Regions from separate parts of the Homo sapiens genome. Here region 2 is linked to region 1. The links are chromatin loops, found by intact Hi-C in ENCODE. Cell type or tissue: gastrocnemius medialis. All regions are shown on one strand. Each heading gives the region's core, and the rest is flanking DNA. Links, peaks and the distances in the headings are about the cores only. Region 1 overlaps GALNT18 (polypeptide N-acetylgalactosaminyltransferase 18). Region 2 overlaps GALNT18 (polypeptide N-acetylgalactosaminyltransferase 18).

What was found. Hi-C counts contacts between places; a loop is a spot of excess contacts. Peaks named below come from ENCODE experiments on the same cell type or tissue, not always from the same donor. Only the 100,000 strongest peaks of a DNase experiment are listed, where the experiment ranks them.
Region 2: it touches region 1 in a loop (2.6-fold over the local background); 6 of 110 quality-filtered maps call a loop at or near these places.

What each region holds. Positions count from the first base shown.
Region 1 is chr11:11,403,988-11,412,316 of GRCh38, forward strand. All of the region lies in intron 3 of GALNT18 (polypeptide N-acetylgalactosaminyltransferase 18), which reads right to left. Among named protein-coding and RNA genes, the nearest start is that of CSNK2A3, 55 kb to the left of the region's middle. RefSeq lists enhancers at 1-450, 1-992, 415-709, 4,879-5,380. In gastrocnemius medialis, for the core only: a CTCF peak has its summit at 3,719; a DNase peak (open chromatin) is centred at 3,224; H3K27ac peaks cover 3,993 bases.
Region 2 is chr11:11,458,081-11,466,409 of GRCh38, forward strand. The region is part of intron 1 of GALNT18 (polypeptide N-acetylgalactosaminyltransferase 18); the gene reads right to left. Among named protein-coding and RNA genes, the nearest start is that of GALNT18-AS1, 110 kb to the right of the region's middle. In gastrocnemius medialis, for the core only: no CTCF peak of the experiment used is centred there; a DNase peak (open chromatin) is centred at 3,661; H3K27ac peaks cover 1,274 bases.

The DNA of each region.
Region 1 (8,329 bases), core at 222-8,221:
CTATTCCAGAGGAGTCATGTGCAGTGGGCAGGATCCAGGCAGCCTGGCTCTTCTGAGGGAGCTGTGCCCAGAGATACCAGGCAAATGATGAGCGAATGCCCCGCCACTTGCTGGCAGCAGGAGGAGAGCATTCCCATGTCTCATGGGCTCCCCATGAAACGGGCTTTCTCTTCCGTAAAGGAGTGAGTGTCTAGGGGAGTTCATGCGTGCACGGCATGGAGCCAATTATCGCTGCTCCAGGAAATGGGGATGGCATTGATCACTGAATTCCCCAGGGGAGCCCTGGGCTTCAGTGCCAATGCCTCTGCCTCACCATCCATCTGTGAATAGGGGTAAGACAAGCGGGTATATTAGTTGGATTCAACTTCGGCTGCTTTTATTCTCTCACCCTCCCTAGGGAAAGCAAATGCCCATGAAATTTAGCAAGGCAAGAGGAGCAGGAGCAGGAGCTGAAGCACTCAAAGGCTGATGTAAGCCCTGGCCCGGAAGGAGTTAAGGATCAAACGGCGCCCAGGGAGTGAGCCAAACATTCCATGTTATAGAAGTAAGGAGAGTCACGTGGGAGGAAAATGTCTGAGTGTATCTGAACCACGGCTCCATCCAAACCTAAGCCCTCCGCCCCACCCTGCGTTCTGGAATTCCTCTCAAGCTTTACTGCCCGCAGCCATATTCTCATTCAAATGGGACTCTCTCTGTCTCAACTCTCATTTCAACCTAACTCTGACTTCATCTCAACCTTAACATCCTTTTGACCTCAACCTTCCTCCCGGCTCCAGCCCCGCACAGACCCTGACCATACCCTGGCGACTCCATCAGCTATGATTTCACCACCACCTGGCCTCAACTTGAACATGCCCCAGCCACACCTAACCCAGACCTCAGCAGACCCGGACTCCACTCCCAGCCCATGGCCACCCAGGCCAATCATGTTTCCTAGAGCAGAGCATGAAAGGGGTCCCGCCTGTCATGGGGGAACAGATGAAGCAACAGAGCTGCTTTGCTGTGCTCTGTGTTTCTCCTTCCTATTCTCCCACATAACTGTATGTCAGGTGGCCAGACACCTTCTTGTACCTTAGAGAAGTCAGACTCAGTTACCTGACACTTCTGTGCCTTGAGCCCCGGCCGTGGCAACCTGAGTCAATGGCCTCCACTCTTATTTCTCTCCACTCTGTGCTGGGTAATGGGAGGCAATGTGGGGTGTGGGTGGTCAGGGCAAGGTGGATACAGGAGACAGCTCCTCTTCCCTCCCTTAGTTTTAGATTTCTAGGCTGTGAAGGAGACTCATGAGAAAACCACGGCATCACTGTTAAAAATCATTTGGTTTTATTCCCACTACACTTATATTGTTTTTAAGACAAAATTAAGACCATGGTTATCTCCTCCACAGAGACGAGTTAAAATAATCCTTTTCAAAGTGAATTTGAAGTGGCTAGACTTTGGAAGGAATGAGATGGAGGTGGAAGGGTGTCGCAGATTTTCACTGACTTGGAGGAGGAGGGTACTTGTGCACATGAGTCTGGGGTTCAAGGTCTCTTCTTCCATGGGCTTTTGGATTTAGAGCAAAGAGAACCACATAGAAGCAAGAGGGCTCTTTGTCAGGGGCAAGTCTCAGAACACAGGAAAGGATCACATTTTCTCCTTAGGAAAGTTAGAGAGACGCGCCGAATGCAGACCACAAGTGGGGGCCCTCTGAGGGCGCCTTTTGTCCAATCTGCAAGCTGGGAGATATCTTTTCAATGCCTAGAAGCTATCAGATGGAAGAGAGCAAGTTCACGTTTCCTGAGAGTGAGAAAAGTCAAGATTACTCATGCAGCGATGGGTAAGAGTTCTATGTGGCAAGGAGGACATATGGGTGTGTGATCCTTCCATGCTATGCCTATATTCTGCATGTCTTTCTTGCTGCAGGCAGCCTTACTGCTGCACTAGTCCTAATTTGATTTTTAGCACCTTCAACATGGTCCTCTACAACAAGCAAGGTGTCGGCAGTCCTGCTGGACCAGAAGCCTCACATCTCATCTCACGGAGGTTCATAGCAGAGAGATCGGAGAGTCCCAAACAGCTACATGAGGATAAACATTCCCCCACAGTGTATCTCCCTATTGTGATTTTCTCCTTGTGAACTGTGTAACTTATATCATCATCTTAATAAAAATATATCTGTGAGAGCAATTGTATGTCATTGAATTTTAAAATAATAGCCATATTTTCCAAGCACCTACTATGGGCTAAGCATATAGCCTGGGTTAGTGGCTGCCAGGGCTGTTGTAGACAACCCTCCTTTGGTAGGTAGGAGGATAATCATCATAATGTCTGCAGTTTCTACAAGATAAGAGTCTGTTGTAATGACTCAGCTCAGCTGTTTATTGTACCTTTTCTGGTTTTCCACCTTGGTATCTGGTGACAACTATCAAATTACAGTTAAAGGTTGAAATATTCTGTCTCCATAGGGCTAACTTTTTATACTAAATGAACTGAAAGCTGGTAAGTATCACAAAACGCTGATATTTCCAGCCCCCTGTCCATCTCCAAAGTCGCTTGCAGAAATGGTTCGACATTTATGTACTATTTCAGCCATGTTGAAAGGAAGGGATGGTTCCCAGTTGCCATTGCAGTACAATAAAGGCAAAGTTGAACACCAGGGACCCAGAGGGTTAAAATGCCATACAAGTCGGGGCAGTATACCAAAATAATTTCAAAATGTGGCCAAAGCCATATTCTGGAATCACAGTCATCAAAACAAATATGATAATCAGAATACATGGGAGATGCCTGAGATAAAAGCCAGCAGAACAGAAAGGACATGGGAATTATCAAAGTCAAATATAGTCCAGGGTCATGTCCTTGGCCAGTGGATGTTCCCATCCCCGCCCTTTTGGAAGAAAGCCCAAGGCCTTGCCCCATAGGTGTGGGTCTTCAGGTTCTTTGCAAGAGGGTGAGGCCAGGAGGAATATTATCCCTGGAGGGTTTGCACTGAGGTGAGGGTCTCGGGGCCAGGTTGGACCAGGAGGAGGCCTTCCTTAGGACAGCTTAGAATAGCCTAAGTGGAGAAAGAACCTACTCAGTTCAGGGAGGAAGCAAGCTCATTGCCAAAGTACTGAGCCTAATGGATTTAAACCAGCAGATTGCCAAGCCCAGGACTTGGGAACAAGCTGGGATTTTACACGTCATAGGCAGAGACAATGTGTTCAGGCCAAGGCCGTAAAGGGGAGGAGTGCCTGAGGATGGCTGTGGATGGCAGGGGCTGGTTTTAAAGGTTGGCGTGTCCAGCTGACAGTCATCCTTCTTTGCAATCGTGTGGCTTTCTGACAGACCAGGCAAAAGGCTGGTGCTGAATCGCTGAAAGCACCCTCCAATCAGATTAGCAAACATTCCCTTGAGGAAACAGACCAGGCCACTTCTGCAATGAAGAGGCAATTAGGGAAGCTGCCTTCCCCTGAGAGAGCCACCACCGCTGAGACACAGCCTGTGCCACTTCAGCACACACGTCTCTGTTCTGCAGAGCCAGAGATAAATAGCAAAGGCCACTGGGCTTCAGCCCCATTTATTATTATTCAGAAACAGCACTGCGGAGTGTTCTCAAAGTCAGCTGCATGATGTAGCCAGCCAATGCTGCCAGATGATTTAGGGGACAGGAGAGGAGATATTCCCAGTAACCGTGTTATCCCAGACAGTCAGGAGGCACTGCAGGACAAGGGAGCTGCAAAACTTTATTTGGCCACTGAACTTAATAAACCTAAAAGGAGGGCAAAGGAGAAGAGGGAGCATGGCCAAACAAAGGTTTGGAAAGCTAAAGGAAAAGGGACCAGATCCCCTGGGATTACGAGCAGCAGGAGTAAAGAGCGGCAAGCCATGGCTGCTCCACAGAAGAGAGGGAGGGAGGCCAGGGCAGAGCTCCCAGCTGCCTGTTGGATGCACCGAGTGGAGGCCCCACCCGCAGTCATTCACTCCTTGAAGCAGTGTGTCCTGAGCGCCCTATAAGAAACATTGTGTCTAAGATGTAGCCCTCTCCCTGAGGAGTTTACAATAGAGCTGCCCAGAGAGAGAAATTATACAAAACAGTAATCAGAAAACCATACATTAAAAAGTATATACTACTGGCCAGGCGTGGTGGCTCACGCCTATAATCCAAGCACTTTGGAAGGCCAAGGCAGGCGGATCACTTGAGGTCAGGAGTTTGAACCAGCCTGGTCAACTCGGTGAAACTCCATTTCTACTAATAAATACAAAAATTAGCCGGGTTTGGGGTCGGGCGCCTGTACAATCCCAGCTACTTGGGAGGCTGAGGCCGGAAAATTGCTTGCCGGGAGGCAGAGGCTGCAGTGAGCCAAGATCGTGGCACAGCACTCCAGCCTGAGTGACAGAGCAAGACTTCATCTCAAAAAAAAAAAAAAAAAAAAAAAAAAGGAATATACCGCCATGTGGCCTAGGGGAATGTTCCTCTCAATGAACAGATCAGAGAGCACCCAAGATTTATGCAGAGAAGACTCTGGAAGAAGGTGAGTCGGGCAGAGGAGGCATATGCACACCAAGTCGCATTCCTGCCTTCCAAGAGTCGCCGTCTCTTTGGGGTCACCTGTTGTGACTCCTACTCTCCCACTTAAACAAATGTTTCTTATATAAAGGAAAAGAGGCTGCCCCCTCAGTCTCTGTGGGGAACTGGCAAGGCACCCACACCTGCATCGTAGGCAGGAGGGAAGGTCTATTTTTGCTAGGACCCAGTGCTGATCTGACATGCTAACAGCCCCTACTGGGCCCAAGTCAGTTTCCATGGCGTCTGGAGCCTCCACCCTCACCCCTGACCATAAGTTCCTTGAAGACACAGGATGAGTATATATGGCACAGGGCCAGGGTCAGAGCAGTGCTCTGCAAAGGAACCACTTGATTTGGGTCAGTGAAAAACTACATTCCTAGGCTGTTCTCAAGGCTGACACGTGAGCCCAGATGATCAGGCTCCAAAAGGCAAAACAGCAGCAACCCACAGACACATATGTGCGTCCTAATCACCAACTCCTCCAACTTTGACGTGGTGGTGAGGCATTGAGGTGTCACGATGTATTTTTCAAGGGAATGTGTCTTTAATTAAAAACAGCCCTGGTACCACAGGCTAGAGGTGAAACCAGCATTTCCTTCCAAATGCTACCAACAGATGCCACTCCCTGCTGAGGCGTGGGAGGCTGGTGGCTGGTGGCCTTCTGCCCACCTGCTTCTAGCTACTGGCTCATGGGGGCAGCCAGGATGCTCTTCTCCCCAGCTCCCTGCTCAGGGTCAGCAGCTCAAATCCTGGGAAGGAAACTCAGTCAGTGTCTGGGTTCCTAGTGCGTGAACTCCCTAAAGGCAGTCTGTATCCCTGTCCTCCCACAGGGCAGGCCCAGCAGGTCCCAGAATCAAAGCCGCCTCTGCTCTCTGCACAGTCTGGTCTGGCTAAAGGGCAAGGCCTGGAGAGAGTTTGGGACTCCACCCGGCCACAGTCCTGGGACTCGTCAGATCTCTATCTTCACCACAAGCCAGCCTTCCTGTGCTCAGCCAGGTCCTCTAGGGGACCCCGGTTCCCCAAAGTGAAGCCCCATGATACATCTGTACCCAGATAACTCCCCGTATCCTCTCTGCCCACCCCCACCCCAGCTCCATGCTCTCCCCAGTCACTAGAGGCAGCTCCATGCAGGAATCTCTGATCTCAGCCCTTTCTAAAGACAGTCATTGTGCCCTGCATTTTATTCAATGTTGTCCTTGGTTCTAGCTTTGTCCCCAAATTACTATGTGAGTTGGAACGGGGAACTAATAAGGGGACTGGACCAAGTCCTGAGTCCCCTCTGCTATGTGAGTCTCAGGTCTTCTTTCCTCTGTGGGCTGACTTCTGTCTGTCTTGTCTGAGGTCACCTCTATCCCTGCTATCTATGTAAACAAAGATTAATACACAGTGACAGGTCCATAGCTAAACCTTAAACTCCATTGGAGCAACTAGAAGTTAACTCAAAGCTCCCTGCACTACCAGGGTTACGCCCTGCAGCACTATCAGCCAAGACAACAGCATGGGCTGGGCACCCTCCGCCTCTCCCCACCCTTCTTTGTCTCTCTGGACGGGGCTCCCTGGCCCTCCCACAGGGGAGGATCAGAGACAGTGGGAAACTCAGAGAGAGGGTGTTTAATCTCCCAGCCTCTCCCTGTCAAGGACTCCCTGTGCTGGCTCCTGTTTCCCTGTGTCCTCTCTCCCTTCAGGCCTGGAGTAGGAGGGATTCCTGCTGTTTCTAGCCCCAGGGTCTTGTGCTGTCCCTCCTGGCAGCTTCCTTGCATCCTGCTCACACCTCTACACTCATCTCTTGATGAAACTGCTCAAATTACCCACTTTGAGAGTGCCACCTGCTCCTTGCCAGCACCCTGCCATCAGATCCTGCGGTCGGGGGATTGAAGATTGTGTGGAATATTGGGGGGAAGGGAAGTGAGTTCAGAAGCAAACCTAGGAAAAGCCCTAACACATTTTTATGTTCATTATACTCAAATAATAAAGACAGCAAATGAATTAAAGGGCACATCGGTGGTATTTTTACATGTCTTAAATGAGCAATCAGGGGCACTGTATAATTAATTTCCATTTACCATCCTTTGCTTGCTAAAACTTTCTCAAGATTTCTCACCCCTGCAGTTTTCAATGACACACCTGAAAGTCTGCTTTGCTTTGCTGCAGATAATATGCACACTAAGAGGCATTTTCCCCTGGGTCTGGAATTTTAGTTGAACGATGGCTGTCTAATTTTATGGCTCAGAACTGGTGGCTCCTGTCTCCTGTCTTACTGCGTCTCCAGAAATGCAGCAGCCCTTGGTGCTTCAAGTGAAAAGGCCTGGGTGACCCTTACTTAACCCAAGCTGTTAGCTGTCACTGAGACAACATCTCTCAAGCCCTCCCCAGTATACATAGGGAACTATACACTGGCACCCTCCAAGACAGCCTCCTGCTAGGACATGTTAGAGACAGTGGGGTCCTGGCTTGACTCTGTCAATGCCTCCTGGGTGCCACAGCCCTTGGCAGGTTCATAGAACTTAGTGGAGGCTGGGTGCAGTGGCTCATGCCTGTAATCCCAGCACTTTGGGAAGCTGAGGAGGGAGGATCACTTGAGCCCAGAAGTTAGAGATCATCCTGGGCAACACAGCAAGACCCTGTTTCTAAATAAACAAAAATAAATTAGCTGGGTGTGGTGGTGCATGCCTGCAATCCCAGCTACTCGGGAGGTTAAGGTGAGAGGACCACTTGAGCCCAGGAGATCTAGGTTGCAGTGAGCTGTGGTCACCACTGCCTTCCAGCCTGGACAACATTTTTTTCCCGCTGTCTACACACGAGGAGTGATCTGAATATACTAGAACTGAAATCCCCAGGACAGAGGGCAAGGTTTGCAGAAATAAGCCCTTGCTTATTATAAGCCTTGAATTTCATGAAAGACATGTTCTCCTGCTTCTTTTAGGCTCCCACAGAATCTAGTACAGCTCTGGGCTCCACGGGAGCTCAATGCATCCTGATTGAGATGCTGATACATAGGGTGACCCATCTTCTTGGTCTGCTCAGAACAGTGCCTGTTTTGGCACTGAAAGGCCAACTGGGGCAGACGGCCATCCTTCTACAGCAAATCTCTCACCTGCTCAGCCTGGAACTGCTCACATTATCTTGGCATGGGACAATATTAGAGATGCTCTCTCAAGGTGGAGCATGAGATGGAGATTCCTGATTCTTAAATAAACACTTTGCCGAGGAAGGGCCCTTGAGGAATCCTGGCCAGCAAGTGAGGGAAGCAAGTCAGGGCAGGGGAAGAGGCTGAGCAAACAGCTGCACCATTCAAGTCTAGCCTCGCTCTGACCCCACAGGGAGCCCTGGGGCATAAAGCGCATCTCAGAGTTGTCCCATCCGAGGCAAGGCTGGAATTTTTAGACACCCATATCGGTCAGCCACTGGTTCTGGGCCATATTGGGGAATGGGACCTCATATCCCGGGCATTTTGGGGTGAGGCATCCCTGGAAACAGAAATTTCAAAAAAGGTAGGGCTTGGAGCTTCTGGCCACCAACACTCATAGCACCTGGGGATAGGTGAACTGGCCAGCAAAACGGATCTGGATGGGACACCAAGAGCATCCACTATAGTAACGTGGCTCCAGCTGGTATGTGGGGTGCCAAGGGAGTGCCTTCAACACCGTTGCCAACCATGCTTCCATCCCACTTCCCCAAAGTGTACCTAGGCCTTATACGTGTGGCTCCACTGCAATTTAAGGTTTGCATTCTCTGGTCTGACCTGAAACCCTTGTTAGCTAGGGCCCTACTAGACCCCTACTAGAATTTGCCAAAGTG
Region 2 (8,329 bases), core at 181-8,180, 54 kb after region 1:
AGTGCACTGGGGACCCCTTCCCTCCCCGCTTCTGGGTCTGCTATTCGCTCTCTTTGGGAAAGACCCAGAGTCCCTTCAAGCCTTCACTTTCTTCACTTGTGAGATGGAAACCGACTGTCAGAGGTCACTGTGAAGTCAGCTTTGGGAAAGATGAAAGCTAAGCATCAAATAATGCAGCAAGCATTGCTGAATATCCCAGATAAGAATTCATAAAGAAGGTTTTCCTTTTCTTCCACTCCTCATTTTAAAAGCGGCTTTATTGAGGTATAATTTATATACCATAAAATTCACCCATTTTAAATGTACAATTCAATGATTTTTTTAAAAAAACTTTTCTTCCACTCCTGCAGTGCATTGTTGCATGCTTTATTTTGGGTTAAAAAGAAGAGGGCTAATTGAATGTTCAGAAATGTACATTTCTCTTGTCGGCTTTCAGTAAACTCCTGCCCGCTGACTTCCAATGATGAGAAGTCACCATTATTCCCATTAAAAAGCTTGATGCTTGGGCCTTGCCCGAGAAGCCCAGACCATGTTTGCAGAGCATCAAAGCCCAGTTCACCCGAGCACTGCTAATGAGGGCAGGACTCACACCACCATGCAGAGGGATCACATCATAAACAGCCGGAACAGCAGCGTTCAGCCTCAGCTGCCTTCAGCTTGCCATCTGCTGTGTCGCCTTCACGGCCTGTGGGCCTGACCTCCCCTGTCTTCCAAACACCCAGCCTTGAGATCCAAATCCCAGCCTTTGTGCCTGGTCCCAGCCAAAGCCAGGCACTGAGACCCGTGGAAAGCTGGCTGGTCTGGGAGACAGGAAGCCTTGGCCTAACCTCATCTCCAACACTGGGCAAACCCCCAGCTCCCTGGGCCCTGCTTGTCTTCTGTAAGATGGAGCCAGTGTTTGCGTTTTACTTGAGCGAGAAGGGGGACTTCGGCACATCATAGCGGTACTCTTCTTATATCCAGCAAAGCAAGATGTTATGCCTCTGCTTGTGATTAGGCTCCCAAAGGACAATTTTCAGATTTTTGAAAACATCCTTGAATATGTCAAGTGCCCTAATAATGGTAAGTAAATGCACTATTCTGTTGATGGAGGGCTTCCCTTCTTCTCTGTTTCTAGAGTTGCATTCAAACATGAGCCGAAGGTCTTTTGCCAATGGTCCCCACAATTAGGCTTTCTCTTCCTGGAATCCTCAGAGCTGCCAAAAGAACGAAGTGGAATCTGACAGCAAAGAGCTTGGAACCAATCAGGAGGAAGGAGCCCTGACAGTCTCAGGTCCAACACCATTAAAATCCTCTGTGCGAGGACTTTATTCAGCATGGCAAAGGAAATCTAGGATGGCTTCCTCTGACACCTGAACAGTGTTGCAGGGAAGAAGAGAGGCTTCTTCAGGGTGCCTCAGCCCAAAGTAGGGTGGGGTCTGCCATCCAAGAGATGTCCCACTGCAAGGCCAAGTGCAGACTCCATTAGGGGCTGAGCCCACCAGACTGAGGAGCTCTGGAGGCACCTCTGCCCTGGATTGGCTGTGTGACCCTCATCAAGCTCTTAAACCTCTCTGAAGCTCAGCTTGCTGTCGAATGTGGATAATAATGTCTATGTCTAAGCTTGTTGCAAAGATTAAGTGAGATGATGGACACCCCGAAAGTGCTTAGCAAACCATCAGATAGGTGGTAAAGTGTATTAATAGTTTCCTATGGTGCTCTAGCAAAAACCACAAACTTAGTAGCTTGACAATGCAGACATGCTATCTTACAGTTCTGAAAGTAAGAAGTCTGACAGGCATCTCACCGGGCTAAAATCAAGGTGTTGGTAGGGCCATTCTCCTTTCTGGAAGCTCTGGAGGAGAGATTCTGTTTCCATGCTCTTCCCAGTTTCCAGAGGCTGCCTGCATTCCTTGGCTTATGGCCTCTTCCTCCGTCTTCAAAGCCCACCACAGTGGGTCAAGTCCATCCCACATCGCAGCACTCTGACCTTCTCTTCAGCCCCTTCTGCCACATTCAAGGACCCCTACGGTTGCGTTAGGCACACCTGGGCAATACAGGCTACTCTCCCTCTTTAAAAGTCAGCTGAATTCACAACCTTAATTCCCTATGCAACCTTAGTTCCCTTTTGCCATGTAAGGTAACATATTCACAGGTTCCAGGGATTAGGATGTGTACATCTTTGAGGGGCCATTACTCTGCTACCATAGCAAGAGTCCAATCATTGTGTGGCTTTTCCCATCTATTAAAAAGAGATTCTAATACTTCACTCACAGGGTTATAGTGAGGCAAAATACCAATAGCTGACATTTGCAAAGAGCCTACCATGTCCAACACTACTCTGAGCAAAATGGCTCTGTCCACCCCAACACTCACTGAGTGTGAACACACCCCGTACAATCTGGGCAGGGCTGTCATCCAAGTTCTCCAAAGGTGCAGCGCACCTGAGGGCTGCAGGTGGCCATGAGCTGTGAAGGAGCCTTATCTCTGCCCACTCCTCCCTGACCTTGAAGCCCTTTTGGCCTTTCCTCCCTCGTACACTCACTAACAAGGTAGAAAGGAGAGCCCTAGCTGGTGCAAAGCAGGGACTGAGGCAGTCGCCCTCCTGCCTCCCTGTTTCTTCCTGACCCACACAGACGGAATCATTATAGTGTCCAACTGGCTTCCTGCTACTGTTCTTTGGACTTCGGTGTTGGTATTTGGCTACTCTTAAGTGTGGCTTTCAAAACTCCCTAAAGCTGCAGTTCTATTGTTAGTTTGTTGTTGCTTTTATTTGGGGAGGGGGGATTCAGAACCCTCTGAGAAAAAATGTTAAAATTGTTTTTCTTTATAAACTACCCAGTCTCAAGTATTCTTTTATAGCAATGCAAAACAGATTAAGACAGCCAGGGATACAGGAATTTGGCCCTGCACTCTGGGAGGTACTGGCAAGAGTTAGGGAAGGCAACTCCAGCTAGGTGGGCTAGGACTCAGGAAGGGTGGTGGGTCCCAGCAAAAGACCAGAGTCAGTTCAGTCCGGGCTGACATGGCAGACAAAGGACAGGAAGACATCTGACTCTGCAAGCTTAGTCCAGATACTACAGGATGATCTCTCTCCGTCAGAAAAATCCCACTCCACTCCTGACGGGCTGGCACTGCTGGGTCTTTCCTCCCCTGCAAGGGGGACTTCTGGGCCTGGGTGTGTCTGAGTGTGCGGCTAGGATGGCTGGTGCAGGTAGGAGCAGCAGGGCTCAGCATGTGCACACACACTCACAGAAGTGGAAATAGCCTTGATTAGAAATTATGCAGAATGAAAGCTGCTATTAAAGGGTCAAGTTTTTACACTCCATGCCAACTATATAAAGTACATGTGAAAAAACTCATTTTAGAGAGTGACAAATGTCTGTATCTTAGGAATCAGAATTTATATGTGCCATTACTTGCTACTTTAAAGCAACCTTTAAAGCTAGAATTCTGCCTAGGAGAGATATAATAAACTCTGAAGCACATACCGTTATCCCCCCCGCTCCCGCCCGCCACCGAGCTGACAGCCCGGAGCTGACACCCGGACTTCTAAATATACACTACACTGTTCACACATAAAACAGTGTTCCCAGTGTTTCCACACATCAATCTATTGGAATGAACAAGCCGGACCAACCCTGCTAATGTTAAAGAGGCATGCTTCCCTGACACAGACACACGGATGGGAACAGCTGGGCTAGACAGGGAGAAAGCAGTGTGGCCCTTGCCAGTAGGACAGCCTGCAGCCCAGAACAATGCCAGACGCCATGACTCCTTTCAAGGCTCTGCTACAAGAGTCCTTGCTTTGGGAAACCTGCAGCCTGAATGAAGCTGCAAAAATCATATGTACCTTTCATCTGTAATATTACTCTATCATGTGCTCCCCTGTCTCAAACAGCCTCTCCCAGGAAGCCTGCCTGTTTCCAGTTTCTTTCTTCTGGTCTTAAAGGGAAGCGGGGTGCTGTAGGAACAGCAGCAAGCATCAGACTTCACCCAGAGGGCAGTCAGATTACAGATCGTGGGGTCCCACCCCAGAGTTTCTCATTCAGCAGTCTGAGGGGAGGCCTGAGATCGTGCATTTCTAGCAAGTTATGAGAGGATGCTAAGGCTGCCGGTCCACGGTCCCCACTCTGAGAATCTCAGCTGTAGAGGAGGAACTTCCTAGTCTTGGCTCTCAGTACATTCAGTGTGTGGCTGTGGCAAAGTCTTTTCTTTTTTTTTTTTTTTCCTTTGCGATGGAGTCTTGCTCTGTCGCCCAGGCTGGAGTGCAGTGGCATGATCTCAGCTCACTGCAACCTCCACTTCCTGGGTCCAAGGGATCCTCCCACCTCAGCCTCCCTTGTAGCTGCGGTTACAGGCTCCTGCCACCACACCCGGCTAATTTTTTATTTATTTATTTTTTATTTTTTTAGTAGTGGTGGGGTTTCACCATGTTGGCCAGGCTGGTCTCGAACTCTTAACCTCAAGTGATCCACCCGCCTCAGCCTCCCAAAGTGCTGGGATTTCAGGCATAAGCCACCGCACCCGGCCCTTCCTTTTCTTTAGGCTGCCCTTTTCTCATCAGTAAACACAAGGTGATCTCTAAGATCCCTTCATGCCCTAAAATGTCACAATTCTAAGGTGCTCAGATCACTGATTGTGGCTTACACAGGGCCTGGTGGCTTTCACTCAGAAGCAGAATGTTCAATGGAACCACCTGAAGTCACACAGCCAGGCAGCAGCTGATTCTAGGACCGGGAAGTAAAAAAGGGTCTTAATGCCCTCATTCCTGCTCAGTGCTCCCTCCACCACCCGGGAGGGGTCCTGCAAAATGGCTCTGGGGAAAGGCAATCTGCTCAAAGAACAAGTATTTGGGGTGTCAGCCAAACCCCAGAGCCTGAGCCCTGGGCACACCAGCAAACCTCCTCTCTCAGAGACCCCTTAACTGTGTTGGTGCCTGGGTCTAGATGTATAGCATGCACCTGCCCCTACAGGACAGGCAGGTGGGAGGGTAAGCAGTGCTCTGCAGTGTGGAGAGAGAGGATATCAATCACAAGACCCTGGAACTATTAGTACAGTCTCCCACAAGAGAACAGGGTTCCTGCTTCCCTCAGTTATCACTGGCTGTATCCTCACACATGGACATACACACTCAGACAGACAGACAGACACACACACACACACAGAGAGAGAGAGAGAGAGTTCCAGAAGCCCGCAGCAGCCTACAAAAGCTCATCCTGAAAACAGATTCTTCTAGTCCCAAGTGGTTGCTCACTGCTTATAGCAAGAGCATTAAAAATGTGTCATTTCAAAGATGAGAAAAGAACACTTACAAAAACAAACTTGTGAGAAGAAATATTATTCAGTTAACTAGCCCACATCTGATTCTTTAAATGTAGTGTACAGTGCAGAAGGATAAATACGAGCCAGGGCCCCAGCGAGGTTGAGGTCTGCTTACACGTCCCCTGGGAGCCCTAGCTGTTGTGGCCCCAGGGCTGAGCGTGCCATCACTCCCAGCAGCTGTCGGCTCACTGGACGTCTTTTCATTACTGTCCTAAGTCGTAAATCTCTCACCCCCAGCAGTCACAGCTGTATTTCATCAGGGAGAAGTGGATTTGTCCTTCGAAAAAACTGAACAAACAGGCCCTCCCAACCCCAGGCCCTGGCAGGATAGGGAAAGGCTTTGAATCCACGTCAAAGAAGCCATCAAAGGAAATAGGCCATTTTCAAACAAAATCCATTTCTTGAGCATGACGGTAAAAATATTTATCACATGAAAGATGTGAAACCTTTATGCTGTCTCGACGCTCTGTATTATGAATGCAGTATGTGTCCGGCGGAATGTGTGCAAAAACCGTCATGCTCATGATTTTGAAAGGGGGAAAAATTAGTCCTTTCCATCTGGCAAATTCTTAATTTACCAACCCAGTCTTGCTCTGTGAGCACCTGAAGCAGAGGAAGGAGGCAGTCCCGGCCTGCAGCCAGACAAAATAAGCAAAGGTTTTGGACAAAGAAACTGCACGTCCAAGATGTAGTGAATGGGGTCCCAAGCTTATCTATCTCTGTCAGCCATGGGCTTTGAAAAGCATCCATACTGATAGCTCCTGTACAAGGTCAGGCAAGGCTTCTTCAGTGGGTCCCAGGATTTTCCACAAAGTCTAAACTTTCTTCCATAATCATGAGTTTTTGCTCCACAAATGGATTTTTAAAGTGAACAAAAAAGCCTATGCCCAGAAAGATCTTGAGAGGCCAAGCCAGCCTTCCCGGGAGACTCGAGGTCTCCTAGGCTCAGATCTAAGGAGGACTCTGCTCAGAGGCCCTGCAGCCCTGAAGTTCCTCCTCCACACCATGCCTCAAAGTTGGTGGGCACCCAGAGATGGCACCCTGATGCACAGCCTGTCTTGGTCCCATGAACATCTCCTCTTCAGGAAGGAGGCATGGGCCCAGATCTAATGCCATTTCCTCCTGGTGGGTGGTTCAGAAAGAAGCTCCCTCGTGGGCCCTGGCACACTGAGAAAGACACATTGGCTTGCCCTACTTTTTTCTGAGTACCCACAGAAAAGTGAAAATTAAAGTCCATGAATTTGGCATTGTAAATAAAATGAAATTCATTTATTTGATTAATATGCATCAAGATACAGCAGTGCAGAGAGCAGCATAGCCTAGCGGGGAAGTGCCAACCCTCTGAGTCACACTGCCTGAGTTTGGAGCTTGGCTTCACTACTCACTAGCTGTGTGACCTTGTGCAAGTCACTTAACTTCTCTGTGCCTCCATTTACTAATGTTGAAAATTGGGGATAATCATATTACCTACTTCCTTGTGGGGTTATTGTGAGGACTGAATAAGTTAATAACAGAGCCTTTCACATTCTATGGGCAACATAAACACCGGCTGTTGTTACTATTATTGTTACTGGTCAGGTGCTGGGCTGGGAGCTGGGGATGGAATTACGAGCAGTGGGGAGTTGTTGGGGTGGCTGCTTATTATTTCTTGTCTTCCCCACCAGAGTCAAGTACACAGAGTAACTTAGAACATAAGGCAACTTCTCTATCCTCTCTACGAGGACAGAGAGAATACAGATCCCACTGGTAACCTGGGCGAGGTGCCTTGGGATGCCTGAGGAAGGTCTGTTCCCAGATCCTCAGCCCCATTCCTGCTGAGGTCAGGGGAGGAAGGGATGTCAAGGAGGCCACATTGGCACCGGGAGCTGAATGCCACAGTGGGAGGGTCTGTATTTAGACTGATTTCCCCTGAGACTGGGGAGTTGGGTGGGCAGGGTCATCCATCACACTGTGTAGCCCAGGGCTAGGAAGCAGAGATTCCCACCTTATGGAGCTGTCACTGTGCAGGAAAACACCAAGGATTACTCAAAGCTTGAGTGCTGCTCCTCCAGGCTGCACGGACGGTGTCACGCTGCCCTCTGATCCTGGGGCTCGTGATCCGTATCCATGGCAGCTCAGTAGCCACAGAAGCCAAAGCCACCTGGCCATGAGGTCAGGAAGCACAGCTTAGGAAGGGTCTTGAGAATGGCCTCCGGGAACCAGAGAGGCCTGGAGGTGACAAGCTTCTCTGCTGCTGGGGCTGATCAGGGGTAGAGAAATGGAGTGCCCAGACCACTTCATACACTTGCTTCACCCACCTGTATAAGACATACCACGGTTAGCTCCTGGACCATGGACCTGGGCAAGGTCAGCTGGCTCCATATTAACCTCTTCTCCTCTGCCAGGCCCCAGGAGGATGTGGAATTACTGCACGATATTTATGTAGGGTACTCAGCTATCTCTAGGGGAGGGGCTTGCACTGTCATACTGCTGAGTACTTCTGCCTTCTTCCCTGGCCTCACTGCATGGCTCACCAGTGCTCTGCTCAACATAGGGGGTAGGAAGGTCTCCCAGATGTGGATGTGAGCCAAAGTCAGGGCCCAAAGGAACCACAGGAGGCATCCATCCAGACCAGTGCTTCTCAGCTCTTCTCAATCATAACCTACAAAACTGTATTTTTTGCATTTCACCCATTATACGCAAACAGATATAAGGGAAACGAGGTTACAAAACAATCTTTAGCATGACCATGTGTGATTAACTCTGACACATTCTGTTTTATTCTGTAATATTCTATTAAGAAGGAATGCTGTTCATGACCTAGTAAATTGATTTCATGGCCTGCTGGGTGGGTTGTGACTGCATTTTGCAAAACACTGATGTAGATCAACGGACTGCAACCTTTATAAACCAGTGCCACCTTTACGTGAATATTGAAATCCCTACCCTCCTTTCATGTTACTTGAAATTTGAAAATAAATTAGGTATCACAAATGAAAACAAATAGAAACAATGGCCATTTTGAAATATGATTTTTCAAAGTACA